3 separate regions of the Homo sapiens genome follow, and all the other regions are linked to region 3. Evidence: chromatin contacts called from ENCODE Hi-C or POLR2A ChIA-PET data. All regions are on one chromosome and are shown on one strand. The core of a region is the stretch at or near the end of the contact, and the rest is flanking DNA. Distances in the headings are between cores, read along the strand shown. Region 1 has its middle 44 kb from the start of LINC01710. Region 2 has its middle 140 kb from the start of LYPLAL1. Region 3 has its middle 110 kb from the start of LYPLAL1-DT.

What was found. Hi-C counts contacts between places; a loop is a spot of excess contacts on that map. ChIA-PET counts read pairs that join two places held with the same protein, here RNA polymerase II (POLR2A). Pooled maps may share reads with other maps.
Region 1: a map of mammary epithelial cell shows a loop between it and region 3 (4-fold over the local background). The contact joins two enhancer-like sites. A Hi-C loop is called at or near these places in 4 of 168 maps with a recorded cell type or tissue (Caco-2, Calu3, IMR-90 and 1 more) and 2 of 50 pooled maps. POLR2A ChIA-PET finds 5 or more read pairs at or near these places in 1 of 52 experiments (A673).
Region 2: a loop to region 3 is called in a map of PC-3, with 2.8 times the contacts of the local background. The contact joins two enhancer-like sites. A Hi-C loop is called at or near these places in 2 of 168 maps with a recorded cell type or tissue (PC-3 and endothelial cell of umbilical vein), 3 of 37 single-sample maps with no recorded cell type and 9 of 50 pooled maps.

The regions. Positions count from the first base shown.
Region 1 is chr1:218,872,218-218,876,848 of GRCh38, forward strand. It overlaps the pseudogene NXNP1. Among named protein-coding and RNA genes, the nearest start is that of LINC01710, 44 kb to the right of the region's middle. Within about 2 kb of position 2,219, at least 3 of the 41 ENCODE cell types and tissues checked have a DNase peak (open chromatin) inside an H3K27ac peak, as active enhancers do; they include mammary epithelial cell, where a contact is called at or near this core.
Region 2 is chr1:219,307,520-219,312,042 of GRCh38, forward strand. It overlaps a transcript of LYPLAL1 not described here. Among named protein-coding and RNA genes, the nearest start is that of LYPLAL1, 140 kb to the left of the region's middle. Within about 2 kb of position 2,937, at least 2 of the 41 ENCODE cell types and tissues checked have a DNase peak (open chromatin) inside an H3K27ac peak, as active enhancers do.
Region 3 is chr1:219,065,483-219,069,979 of GRCh38, forward strand. No RefSeq gene overlaps it. Among named protein-coding and RNA genes, the nearest start is that of LYPLAL1-DT, 110 kb to the right of the region's middle. RefSeq lists a silencer at 931-1,131. Within about 2 kb of position 1,334, at least 5 of the 41 ENCODE cell types and tissues checked have a DNase peak (open chromatin) inside an H3K27ac peak, as active enhancers do; they include mammary epithelial cell, where a contact is called at or near this core.

The DNA of each region.
Region 1 (4,631 bases), core at 969-3,468, 190 kb before region 3:
ATCTTGCATCTTATACCGAGGTATGGAAGCTTCATGTTAAGAATGACAGACTGACCACATAAAAAGAGCCTGCTTCCTTGACACTTCAAAACTGCCTTTATCAGCCATGGACTGCTTACCCTCTGACAGTTAAGGGAGAAAGAAATACACTTTTAATATAGAAGATGCAGTACATTTAACAAAGATATTTTAGCTACTGTTTCATTTTATTTGTTGTTACAGCATCTGAAACCTATGTCCTAATCAATAAACAAATGGAATGAGGTCTTGAAATAGTACAGAAAAGGAAGTTTCATCCTTTTATGTGAAATAGGACTACATGTACACTTCTCAACATGTGACCTGAAGTTCATATCTGCTGCATAAAAGTATAATTTAAAATTCTGGTAATTGCTAATATGGAAAAGATCAAGATATTGCAATAAAGGATAAAAAAAGGTAGATAGTTTTCTTAAATATGGTGATCTGAGAGAACTTCTCTGAAGAAGGGATGTCTAATCAGTGATATGAAAGGTAGCCAGGAGCTGGCCATGTGAAGAGAAAGGAGAACAACCTTCAAGGTGAACATCCTGGAGGAGATAAAATTTTAGATTGTGAGAGAAGCTAAAAGAATTCCAAGTGACTAGACTTTGCAGGCTTTTGGAAAAGGAGCCTGAGATAAGGTGGTGAGCTAGGCTGGGGCCAGAGTGTGCAGGATCTTGCAGGCCAAGGTTAGGAGTATGGATTTTGTTCTTGATGCAATGATAAGCTATTGAAGGATTTAAAATAAGGGAATGGTGTGGTTTAAGTAGTGTTTTTTCAAAATGGTTTTGGTTGATGTGTAGAGGGTAAATTGAAGAGAGAAGGGTAAGAATGGAAGCAGCAGGAGCAGTTTAAAGGCTATCACAGAGCCCAGGAGCAAACTCATGCTGACGATGCAGAAAAAGAGAGAGAAATTGAATGATTTGATGGGTACTGAGATACATTTTGAAGGGAGTTTGGATAAGACTTGCTGAAGCACTGGATTTGAGGAATACAGAAGAAAGGAAATAAGAATTCTATTTTGAATATATTAAGGATAAGATGATTGTGAGATGTTTTATAAGTCAATTTATGCTTCTGTAACAATCCCCAAATTTCAGTGATTTATTTTATTTCTTATTTCTTACTCACCCAACAGACGTCCATGGATTTTCCTGGTGACTTAATTCTCTTGGAAAGCTCTTCTCCAAGTGGTGGCATATGGACTTGGGATCTTTCTATCTGTGACTTTGCCTTTCTCTAAGTCCTTGGGTTTTGTTTCGGGTTTTGGTTTTCTCTCCATTCAGCTTGTTAGTGAGTAAAGAGCATGTGCAGGCAGGGAGGATTGTGCTGAATATTTTAATAGGCCAGTTCAGGCAGTGGCATGCATGATGTCTACCATTCACATTGACCAAACTCAATCACGTGGCCCACTTCAACTGCAAGAGAGGCTGGGAAGTGTAGTCTACCTATGTGCCCAGGATCAGAGGGAAAGGGTGTAGCAGCTTTCCATCATATTCAATGGCAATATAAAATGGTCTCCCAAATATATTTGAACAAAAAAGAAGAAACAAATGTTTATTGAATCCCACTTCCAATAATCTAACCTAAGCATCTCAGGGATTATAAAGATGAACACTCCTTCTGTGTTACCCACAAAAGGCTGTGTAATTTAATTGTAAAAAGAAGATACTGTGTAGATATTTGAAAAGTTGCAAATGAAAACAATGGGATATGCCAAAGAGAAATAAATAATTACCAAATAAATCATATAATCAGGCATCACACATTCAAGGGAGGGAAATTCACCACAGTCTAAAGGGAGTTACAGAAGTTTCCAAAATGAGCAAAAGTTTTATGTGGGTTATGAAAAATATGTCAGAGTAGACCAGGAAACAAGGGCAAAAGAGACTTTTTTTAGGCAGAGAGAAATCCATTATTAAAAATGAATTTTTCCCTATTTAAAATAACTGCCTTTTTGTCATTATCAGCACTCTTAGAAACAGCAAATTTAAATAGGCTGAATAATTATTTAGTAATCAGCTATTAAATAACTATAATCAAAATGATATTTATGTGGCTTAATGTAAAGTTTCTCTTTCCAAATATGCTTGTGCATATAGGCGCAGTCTCAACTGCTAAACAAAGAGTGGGCTCATTCAAACTTTGAACTCAAATCTATGACTCACTTTCTGTGGTCTCAGTTTCCTGCTTTACACAATAGAGGAATAAGATGTCAGGGCTGTCTAGGGGATCCAGATAATTGTCAGTTGGCTAGGAGAGTTTCTACATGTTTTATATACACAGAGATGATTATATGACGATCAGGAGGAAGGTTGAGCAACTAGCAACAGAGTCAAGAAGTGGGAATGTGAGATGATTTGTCTTTTTACACGCACAGAAATAACTTATTTAAATTGCTATGCCTGTCATTGGGTTCGGGCCTTTGGATCTAGCAATCAAGCCTGGAAGATGGAGCCAGGCTTGTAGAGAACCATCATGATTCACTTCTTGCAGACAGCCTTTGGCTATATACGAAATAGATTGATGATGATTATAATGTTAATAATAATAATAATAATTTGCGCTTACTTAGTAGCTTTCATGCTATATTTTCAAAGATGTTGTAAACATTAACTAATGAAGCCCTACAGCAACTCATAAGGTAGCTATTACCTGTATTGTGCAAATAAATAACCACGGCCAGCAAAGGTTAAATGGGAAGCCTGAAGTCATATAGTAATTCAAAGCCAGGGAAACAGAGATTGATTTCTAACCACAATGTTGGCTCCTTGACGTCTAGACCACTGTCCTTTCCTTGGCAAAGGAAGCTAACAGTTTGTAGAGCAGAAAATGGGTTATGAGGGAAAGAGCAGAAGTCTGAGGTTTAGGAGTATGCACAGGAGCTGGGTTAGAATTTCCCAGAATCAGTAATCCAATAGGGACATACTTGAAACACTGTTCCGCCAGAGCTAGCTTCCTACACAGGCGCTCGGCCGCCCTCACGGAGTCTCACGGCAGTGATCCGGGGACATGTTTGGCTTCTTTACCAGAATACAGGCAACTTACAGGTAGAAAAGAGGCTATTTCCTTGAATTCCTTAACATTTAACACAGTGCCTGGCATATCCGAGATATAATAAATAGATATGATGTAATAAATACTTTTTGAATAAATAAATGAATATGTAAAACACTTTTGTAAACTTAGTCTGAGTATAGAAAAAAATCACTGTAAAATGAAATAATTCCAAAAAGCGATGAAATTACTGACTGAATTGAAAGAAAAGGAACCTTCATGTAGAAACCTGAAACATTAACGTTGGTGGAAAATACTGGGCTTGAAAGACAGGCCAGCATTTGCTCTGACAATTGGCTACTCTACTATCTTCAGTTTACTCATTTGTAAAAGGTAAGTATAATAACAATGCCAGCCTCAGAGAATTGTCACAAGAATCAGATGCGACAGTATGTGCAGATCACCTATCATTAGATCACACCAAGTCCAAAATACATATTTGTGTTCTTTCCTCCTTTGAAAAGCAATCGTATCTCTAAACCTTAATAGTTGTAAATGTTTAAAATTAATATTCTTGCTTCTATGTAGAAAAAGCTATTTTCATATGGACAACGCTTTCTTAGCAAGGCAAAAGGAGGGAAATATTGAAACAGTTTTCTCCCTAATGCTATGTGAGAAAGAAAAGACTAAAGCACAACTAGCATTCCATTTAAGCTGCACCGTCTTAAGAAACACCACATAAATGAGCAAGTTGGAGGTTAGCTAATTTATCTGATACAAACACTCCCAAATTAATTTAAGGACCTCATGTATCTAATACAGTAAAGACAGTGGATTTTTTTTTTTTTTTTGCAGCCTCTAGAAAGTTTCACTTTAGGTAATAGTTTATACCTTTAATTTATGTTGAGCTAGTTTGGTATCCTTAGCTTTCTCTCCTTAGTTATCATGTCCCTAAATGGACTAGGGATTCCTGAGAGAGTAACGAAGGATGAACAGGGAGGGCATGGAGGCAGATGCTGAGAAAGCTCCCTGGAAAGCTTAGTTCAGGAATCTAGGAGATAAATTTATATGTTGCCTGATAGTTCTAGCTCTGAAAAAATTAGGAAAACAAAGTATAATTGGGGTTACACCTTAGATTTCTACAACGTAAATTAGTTATCATCTTTATGAGTTGATTAACACTGCAATATTTCTCTGGGTTTAACACAAATATACTGTGAGATCACTCTTAAGCTGAGCCACCCACAATGTATTAGTGTGTTTGGCTCTATTAAAAGCTTAGCAAAGAAGCAATAAAAACTTAGTTTTAAGTGGTGAACAGACATAATTTTATATCTGTCATTACCATTAAGACACACCAATGTGTAATTGAGGGAAATGAATGTTACAACAGAGCAATTATGTTTTTGATACATCCTCAATTCATCAAATGATTGTATCACACTAACAAATTTCTCTTGCTTGAAGTAATAATATTCCATTTGTAAGTCTGTTACTCTGTCAGATAACATATAAACTTGTTAATAGTTGTTAAATATAAAGGAAATAGACAGTTTAAATCAGAACACCAAGCAAATATAGTCTTTTTCTTGAAGCCAAATTGGTTCACACAC
Region 2 (4,523 bases), core at 1,687-4,186, 240 kb after region 3:
GCTGAAATTGCCTAATTAATAAGCAGCATCATTAGAATTAGAGCAAAGTTGAGAACATTAGAGGACAAGATACATGTCAATAACATCTGATTTCATTGTTAATATTTGATATGGTTTGGCTCTGTGTCCCCACCCAAATCTCATCCTGAATTGTACTCCTATAATCCCCAAGTGTTGTGGGAGGGACACAATGGGAGATAGTTTGAATCATGGAGGCAGTTTTCCCCATACTCTTCTCATGGTAGTGAACAAGTCTCATGAGATCTGATGGTTTTATCAGCGGTTTCTGCTTTTGCTTCCTCCTTATTTTTTCTTGCCGCCGCCATGTAAGAAGTGCCTTTCACCTCCCACAATGATTCTGAGGCTCCCCAGCCATATGGAACTGTAAGTCCAATTAAACCTTTTTTCTTCCCAGTCTTGGGTATGTCTTTATCAGCAGCATGAAATCAGACAGGAAAATGTGAGAAAGTTTGGAACTTCCTAGAGACTTGTTGAATGGCTTTGACAAAAATACTGATAATGATATGGACAATGAAATCCAGGCTGAGGTGGTCTCAGATGGATATGAGGAACTTGTTGTGAACTGGAGCAAAGGTGATTCTTGTTATGTTTAATGAAGAGACTGGTGGCATTTGGCCCCTGCCCTAGAGATTTATGGAACTTTGAACTTGAGAGAGATGATTTAGGGTATCTAGTGGAAGAAATTTCTAAGCAGCAAAGCATTCAAGAGGTGACTTGGGTGCTGTTAAAGGCATTCAGTTTTAAAAGGGAAGCATAATATAAAAGTTTGGAAAATTTGCAGCCTGACAATGTGATAGAAAAGAAAATCCCATTTTATGAGAAGAAATTCAAGCTGGCTCCAGATATTTGCATAAGTAATGAGGAGCTGAATTTTAATCCCCAAGATAATGGGAAAAATGTCTCAGAGCATGTCAGAGACCTTTGCAACAGCCTCTCCCATCACAGACCCAGAGGTCTAGGAGGAAATAATGGTCTTGTTGGCAGGGCCGAGGGCCCCCATGCTGTGTGCAGTCTAGGGACTTGGTGCCCTGTGTCTCAGCTGCTCCAGCCATGGCTGGAAGGCGCCAACGTAGAGCTCGGTTTGAGGCTTCAGAGGGTGCAAGCCTCAAGCCATGGCAGCTTCCACATGATTTTGAGCCTGCAGGTGAACAGAAGTCAAGAATTGGGTTTTGGGAACCTTTGCCTAGATTTCAGAAGATGTATGGAAACACCTGGATGCCCAGGCAGAAGTTTGCTGCAGGAGTAGGGCTCTCACAGAGAACCTCTGCTAGAGCAGTACAGAAGGGAAATGAGGGGTTGGAGCCCCCACACAGAGTCCCTGCTGGGGCACTGCCTAGTAGAGCTGTGAGAAGAGAGCCAGCGTTCTCCAGACCCCAGAATGGTTGGTCTACCTGCAGCTTGCACTGCACACCTGGGAAAGCTGCAGATACTCAACATCAGCCTGTGAAACCAGCCAGGAGGGAGGCTACACGCTGCAAAGCCACAGGGGCGGAATTGCCCAAGACCATGGGAACCCACCTCTTGCATCAGCTGACCTGGATGTGAGACCTGGAGTCAAGGGCGATCATTTTGGAGCTTTCAAATTTGACTGCCCCACTGGATTTGAGACTTGCATGAGCCTTGCATGAGACTTTCATGAGCCCTTTGTTTTGCAAAACCCCTTTGTTATGGCCAGTTTCTCCCATCTGGAATGGCTGTATTTACCCAATACCTGTGTACCCCCATTGTATCTAGGAAGTAACTAGCTTGCTTTCCATTTTACAGGCTAGTAGGCAGAAGGGATTTGCCTTGTCTCTGATGAGACTTTGGACTGTGGACTTTTGGGTCAATGCTGAAATGAGTTAAGACTTTGGGGGACTGTTGGGAAGGCATAATTGGTTTTGAAATGTGAGGACATGAGATTTGGTGGGGCTGGGGCTGAATGATATGCTTTGTCTCTGTGTCCCCACCCATATCTCATCTTGAACTGTACTCCCATAATTCCCATGTGTTGTGGGAGGAACCCGGGGGAGAAAATTTGAATCATGGAGGAGGTGTCCCCCATACTCTTCTCGTGGTTGTGAATAAATCTCATGAGATCTGATGATTTCATCAGGGGTTTCTGCTTTTGCATCTTCCTCATTTTCTGTCGCCTTCACCATGTAAGAAATGCCTTTTGCCTTCTGCCATGATTCTGAGGCCTCCCCAGCCATGTGGAACTGTAAGTTCAATTAAACCTCTTTTTCTTCCCAGTCTCAGGTATGTCTTTATCAGCAGCATGAAAATGGACTAATACAATATTCATCTCAAGACACAGGACTTATATCTTAGCTTGTTAGAACCCAGTTACTACCATGTGTTGTCATGTCAGTGACTAGAAGTCACAGAAACCAAAATGGTAAGTGAGTTGGAATCCCAGTCTTAGTTTTGATCTACTTAAGTTGCCCTCATTGACACTGAACTGGTTACATTTCTTATTTAATGAAGATAAAATTTAGCATTTAAAAGGTAGTGATAGTGTGCTCTCTGGGAAATAATATTATTAGGGGTTGGAAGATCTGAGACTGAGCCTCAGCTTTGCTATTTACTGATGGAGTGAACACTCCAAGTCTGTTACCTCATCTATAAACCAAAGTGAGATTATAACACTCCTCCCTGTGTTGTTGAGAAGATCAAAGTGACACACACTGAAAGGGAGGGAATGTTTTTGACTGTTTTCAAGGTACAAAAACATTGTACCTATTTATGGGGGTGATGAATAATAAATCCAATAGTTTTTACTCCCTCATTTTCTCACATGCAGTCAGCCCTGCCTGCTCCCTATCTGAGGTCCCCATGGCTTTCCAAGAACCTGGGAACCTTAACTCACAAGAGCCCAGATTGGAATTTGTGGGTTTGAATAGCTGATTTGAGTTGGAAGACATGCCATAAGCAAGCACTCAAGTGTCCTGAAAGCAGGAACAAACAGATCAAAAGATCAAGGCCTGTGAGTAAAATAAACAAAATGGGAACGCTTTGAGGATGGTTGGAGCCTGCCCTTATCTCACTTTGTCTAAGCTTGGACTTCAAAGCACATTTTGTGACTCAGATCAACTAAAAGCAAAGGCCATGCTATGAATTATAGAGTAGGGGGGAAATGAAATAATGGCAGTCTTGAGAAAAAAGTGAAGTGAAATAAAATTTGTCTTCATGATTTTCATTTTTTCATGAGTGTATATCCCTTACCCCTATGGGAAAAACGAACAATACATGTAGGAAACTGGTTAAGAAAATGGATTTTGCTGCCAGAAAATCCTGAATTAGCATCTCAGTTCAACTACATGTTCTCTATCTTCTCTTGGAAAATTTAACTCTTAGTAGCCTCCAATTCCTTGGTAAAGTGAAAATAGTTCCACTGTCTAAGGATTGCTGAGAAGTAAGAAAAGTGTTGATGAAGGTGAAGCATTTAGCACAGTTCCTGGCTCATAGGGAGAGAGATTAAATATTCACTTTCATTGTCTTTGGCTTATCCATTCTATCATTTTGGTTTATCCATTCTACATTACCCACCCTGTAGTCTTATTCATCATATAAAATTATTGCAGAAAATGTTTTTTCCTTAGTTATCTAGTCTAAGAGTTTTTTTTTTTTTTCTTTCTCCCTGAGTCTGGACATGGAGTTTGTGCTTAACCACAACCTTTATCTTTCAGTCATGGAATGGAAAATAGGAAGTGAGAAATGCAATATATGTTCTTGAAGTTTAAAAATTGTGAGATGCAGCAATATCACCTGAAAAATGGTGAAGTGTGAACATGCATGGACTGTGTTGGATGCTGTAATCTACAGATTCCTGATTAGCAATCAATCTACTTTTCTGGAATGACATTTGTCAGCAGTATGAACATATTTGCTTGGAACTATGGAACAAATATTCTTGGTAGGAACAATATCAGCATTATTCCCCCCATACCAACACCAATCCCAATCTTTGATGTCATTTACACGTTGGCTTGCCTTCCCTTCTATGTTGTAGGTGTTTTTTTTTTTTTTAAGGTGGACACCATGTCTTTTTCATCTTTCTATCATTCTCTTTTCACAACCTAGCATGGTGTTTTGGATATAGTAGTTCCCTAATACAGATTTTAAACAAGATAAAAGGCTTAAATACATTTAATCTTTCTCATAGTTAAAGAAATGCATCATGATTATACCACCAGGACATCAGATATTAATGGTGAGAATTTGAATATACGCATAATCCAACAAACATTTCTTAAGCACTGATTTTGTACCTGGTGCTGTGCATTTTTTCTTTTCTATATTTCATGTAACTTTCTATTAAAATAGTGTTGGCTAAATACATAGAATGCTTTTAATAACAGGTTTCCTGCTGCTAACCAATAAAAATTTTTCACCAATAATATTTTGAATTCTATACATTAAAAATATATATTGTGTGATCCAGGAAACCCGTTGGAAGGTTACAGTGGAATCTTCTTATTTTTGTTTGAATTACTCTAATCATTCTGCTTTCTGAGCACTTG
Region 3 (4,497 bases), core at 84-2,583:
AAATAATCTGCAAGACACTTAAGCTGTATAGGTTTTAGTTTCTAAATTTGTGTTAAAATTTAAACAGAATTCATCAAAAAACATTTAGTGTAATTCTGATGTAATTTAAATTAAATTACATCAGAGTTTCTGTTTCTTTAATTTCATTTTTCTAACACAAGAGGGAAGTGTTCTAAGGCTCTAGATGAAAACACATACTGAATGAAAACCCCTATGAAATTAGGCAGGTATACTTAATTAAAGTTGCCACTTGGCTAATATGTTTTCCATACTCCCACACACTGTAATATCATAAATATTCTTTATGTCCAAAGTGTGCATCTTTGTGAAGAAAATTAATGGGTTCTGAGGAGAAATAAAACAGATGTTATTATTCTTTGGTGTTTTAACCATCTACCCATATCTTCCTCTTAAATGTCTGACAGCACTTTAGTACAGGAAGTCTGATATAAAGGGAATATCTGTGGCTAAAGCTATATACAGATGCTCAAATTATGAAATTAAAACATAAGGACAGTTTTGTTCCCATAATTAAGGTCTGTCCCTCACTTTCCTGCTTAGAAACTGAATTGCTCAAGTTCTGTCTTTTAGGCAGAGTTGTCTACATTCATCACATTTACAGATCCCTGACTGAGAAAAGTTTTAGCGTTACATTCAGCTTTGTTGCAAAAATGTCAGCATTGTCTTGTACTTGGGATGGCTGGTTGTGTGTGATGGCCAAGGTCTGCTCAGGGAAGGGTACTCTTTGTTTGACTGAATCACTTGAGACCATAGAGAAAAGGTGCCCTGGGAATAATCAGAACTGGCTGATCAGAGGAGGAACAGAAATGTGGAGCTGTCCAAAAGAGAGAGGTGGAGAACTAGTTTGAAGTCAAAACCAAGCCAAAAGAACTGATGAGGTTAAGAAACCAGCAGGAAGGTATACTTGAAGTGTAAGCAAGTGATGCTTAAGACTGAAGGTGTGGAATTGGGCTAAAGCTGCCCAAAACAACAGTGATATTTTCTTTGCTTCTCTTGGTGAAAGAGCAGTGTCAAGACTTAAACATTGTATAAGAACCATTTTGCCATTTTAAACAAATCAACACTTGCAAACCATGTCCCTCCCTGCCCTATGATTGCCCCGTGTAAGCTTTTGGTTACAAAAAGCCCTCAGAACAAAAAATGCAGGCCAGTTGTAAAGCCTTCATTCACGAAGGCCCAGCCTCAGGGCTAAATGGGAGAGTTCTGCCAGCCATCAAACTTAACAGCCTTTAAACATGTGCAACATTTCTCTAAGCAAATTGGTTCCTTAATATGGTAAAATGTGCAGCACCCAAGGGGAAATACTGGTGATCTCATTGCCCAAAACTGATGGAGTCACAGCACTGTATTCCTGAAAAGTACTCATATTTTCCACTTTGATAAAATCAGAAGCAAATATGAGAGTCAGTAGGTTTTGACATCCATTGTTCATTCTCACTTAACTTTTCTTCCTATATAGCAGAGCACAGTGGTTTAATTCATAGCTTATGGGATTTTTTTAATATAAACCATTCAAATTTTTTCTATATTAATCAGTGGTTTCTAAAGATCCACAGGGATAAATAAACTCTGCAAGCTGGCAGAGGTTTCTTGTGGCACAACCACTGGTAGTTATAAACAGTAAACAAAACATAGTAACCATTTTAAGCACAAGAGATTGCTGTATCACACAGGGCATAAATCATTAGCTTAATAATTTCAGCAGCAGTGTCTCCAAAGCAAAATTAAGCCAACAGTTCCCCCTGTGGCAATAATGAAGTACTGTAATTGTAAAAGAAAAAAAACAAAACAAGAGAAGGCATGATTATACCTCAGCAATGATTGAAAATCCAAGTTCAATAAATAACTATAGGAATCTCATCTCTGCTGCTCTTTGGAGAGGTGGGAAAGGGCTTGCCTCCAACCCCCATGTCCATTCTTGTAGGCAATTTGACATGCACAAGCGCACTTTCCCTTAAGCCCCCACAATTCACATGTGCTGTAGGTAGGGCATGAAAGTGATGACTTATAACAACTGAGAAGATGACAAATTTCTCTCAGCTGTATAGGCGGACATTATTCAGAGAATTAAAGAGCCGAAAGAGTGCTAGGCCCAAGACAGTCCAATGTTGAGCTGGGCCATAAAACCTGGATACATGTCTTCCTCATGAATTTGCCAAGTGTCAAAGTTCGTTTTTTAAAAACTGGCTAAAAATTTGGTGATTTGGGGTAAGTGCTATGGAACATTATCAGATAAAAGGAGTTCAGGGAGACCATCTTGATTCCTCTGCTGTGTCGAGTCAATACTATAGAATCTTCATTTTTACTCTTTAGTCATCCATTTTATAAAATCAATATAGTCTTATTATTATCTCTCTTTTTAAAAAAAGCTTTGAGTGGACACAGTATCTCTTTGAATTTTCTCAATAATCCTATGTATTTAAAGTAGCATTTTACCTTTTAAAACATACCCTATTTTTGACTACCTATTATGAACACATCTATCTCCTCAGAATGTATTTCATCTAAAAACTCTATGATTTAGTAAAGCAGAAGGTATATTATTTGCACAAAGCTAACTACCAGCTTGATTATCTTATTAGTGGATTGAGGAATGATTTGATTTGATAATACAGGGATACAGATTAAACTAGATTGTGTAGCGTCAGTGCCACTTTTACAGGATGGGCAGACCCCAGGCACCTAAGAAATAATCAACAAATGTCAATTTCCCCATTTCCTTTCTCTCTCTCTTTCTCTCTTTCTCTCTTTCTTTCTTTCTTTCTCTCTTTTTTGACACAGAATTTCACTCTGTTACCCAGGCCAGAGTACAGTGGCGTGATTTCGGCTCACTACAACTTCTGCTGCCTGGGTTTAAGCGATTCTTTTGCCTCAGCCTCCCGAGTAGCTGGGATTATAGATGCCTGCCACCACGCCTGGCTAATTTTTGTAGTTTTAGTAGAGACGGGGTTTTACCCTCTTGGCTAGGCTGGTCTTGAACTCTTGACCTCGTGATCCACCCGCCTTGGCCTCCCAAAGTGCTGGGATTACAAGTGTGAGCCACCTCACCTGGCCAATTTCCCCATTTTCATTGTGCTTTGTTTTTAAGTATGACACTCAGGCAAAATCATCTTAAAGACTCCAATGTCTATGCTTATTAGGTTAAATTGTAGATATATATTTGGATATAAATACTCTCCTTTATTAATCTGAAATAAGAAAATTAGATGGGAAATGGCCTTCTCTGCACCTATAAGAAAAGACTTTTCTCCATGAACAAAATAAATTATTACATCTTTCAGCTCTCTGTAAAAAAAGACACATCTAGCATTATATATAATCACAATGCTATGCATCGTAAGTGTGGCATGGAAGTAATTTTGCAAACAAAGTCATGAATAGTGGATCTAATTTATGGTCAAAGAAAGGTTAAAGCTGCATCCTAAGTAAACATATAAGGGAAATGTGGTTTGTCTTTATTGCTGCTCTTTCCTCCCTTCTCCTTGCCATTTTCTTTCCTTAACTCCTTTTTGCTCCACCTTACCTGTCCAAAATGGTATTTATTAATGTCATCATTCACATTTAAATTTGGTGTCCTCCAAAGTTTCCTCATACTTGTGATCAGGACAAAGCCAACGATAATAGGATATAAGCAGTCATGTGTTGTTTAATGATGGAGAAAATTCTGTGAAACGCATTGTTAGGCGATTTCGTCCTCCTGCAAACATCATAAAGTGTACTTACAGAAACCTAGATTGTATAGCCTGCAACATACTTAGGCTATATGGTATAGCCTATTGCTCTGAGTCTACAAACCTGTATAGCATGTTATTACACTGAATACTTTAGGCAATTGTGACACGATGGTATTTGTGTATCTAAACATAGAAAGGGTACAGTAAAAATACAGTATTATGATCTTATGGGACCATTGTCTTATATGTGGTTAGTCAATGACTGAAATGTCCTTATTTGGTGCAGGACAGTATTTGGATGTTAGGCTTATCAGACATATGATTTGAAATATGTTCTGGCATTCTATGGGTGCAACTAGTAAATTTTGACAAGGATTCAGCTTGGGAGATCCTTTTGACCTGTTAGAGTACAGCATTGGCAATCTATCTTGACTAATTGACTTTAGGTAGATTCATTCTTAGCCTATTCTTCCACTTGGTGCCAATTATATCTTGTATATATTTGTACCTCTGGGTACCTGGAGTGGGGATTTTTATAATCACGATTTTTAAAAATATATATGATATATATATACACACATATAAAATATACATGTATACATATAGCTTATATATACTTTATATGTATAGTATATATATAAAGAAATCTTACAATGCATTAATAAAAAGACAAATAGCCAATTCAAAAATGGACAAGGAATTTGAATAGACATTTTTACAAAGATATACAAATAGCCAACATGTACATGAAAATATGTTCCACATCATTAGTCATTAAGCAAATTAAAAACCACAATCAGAT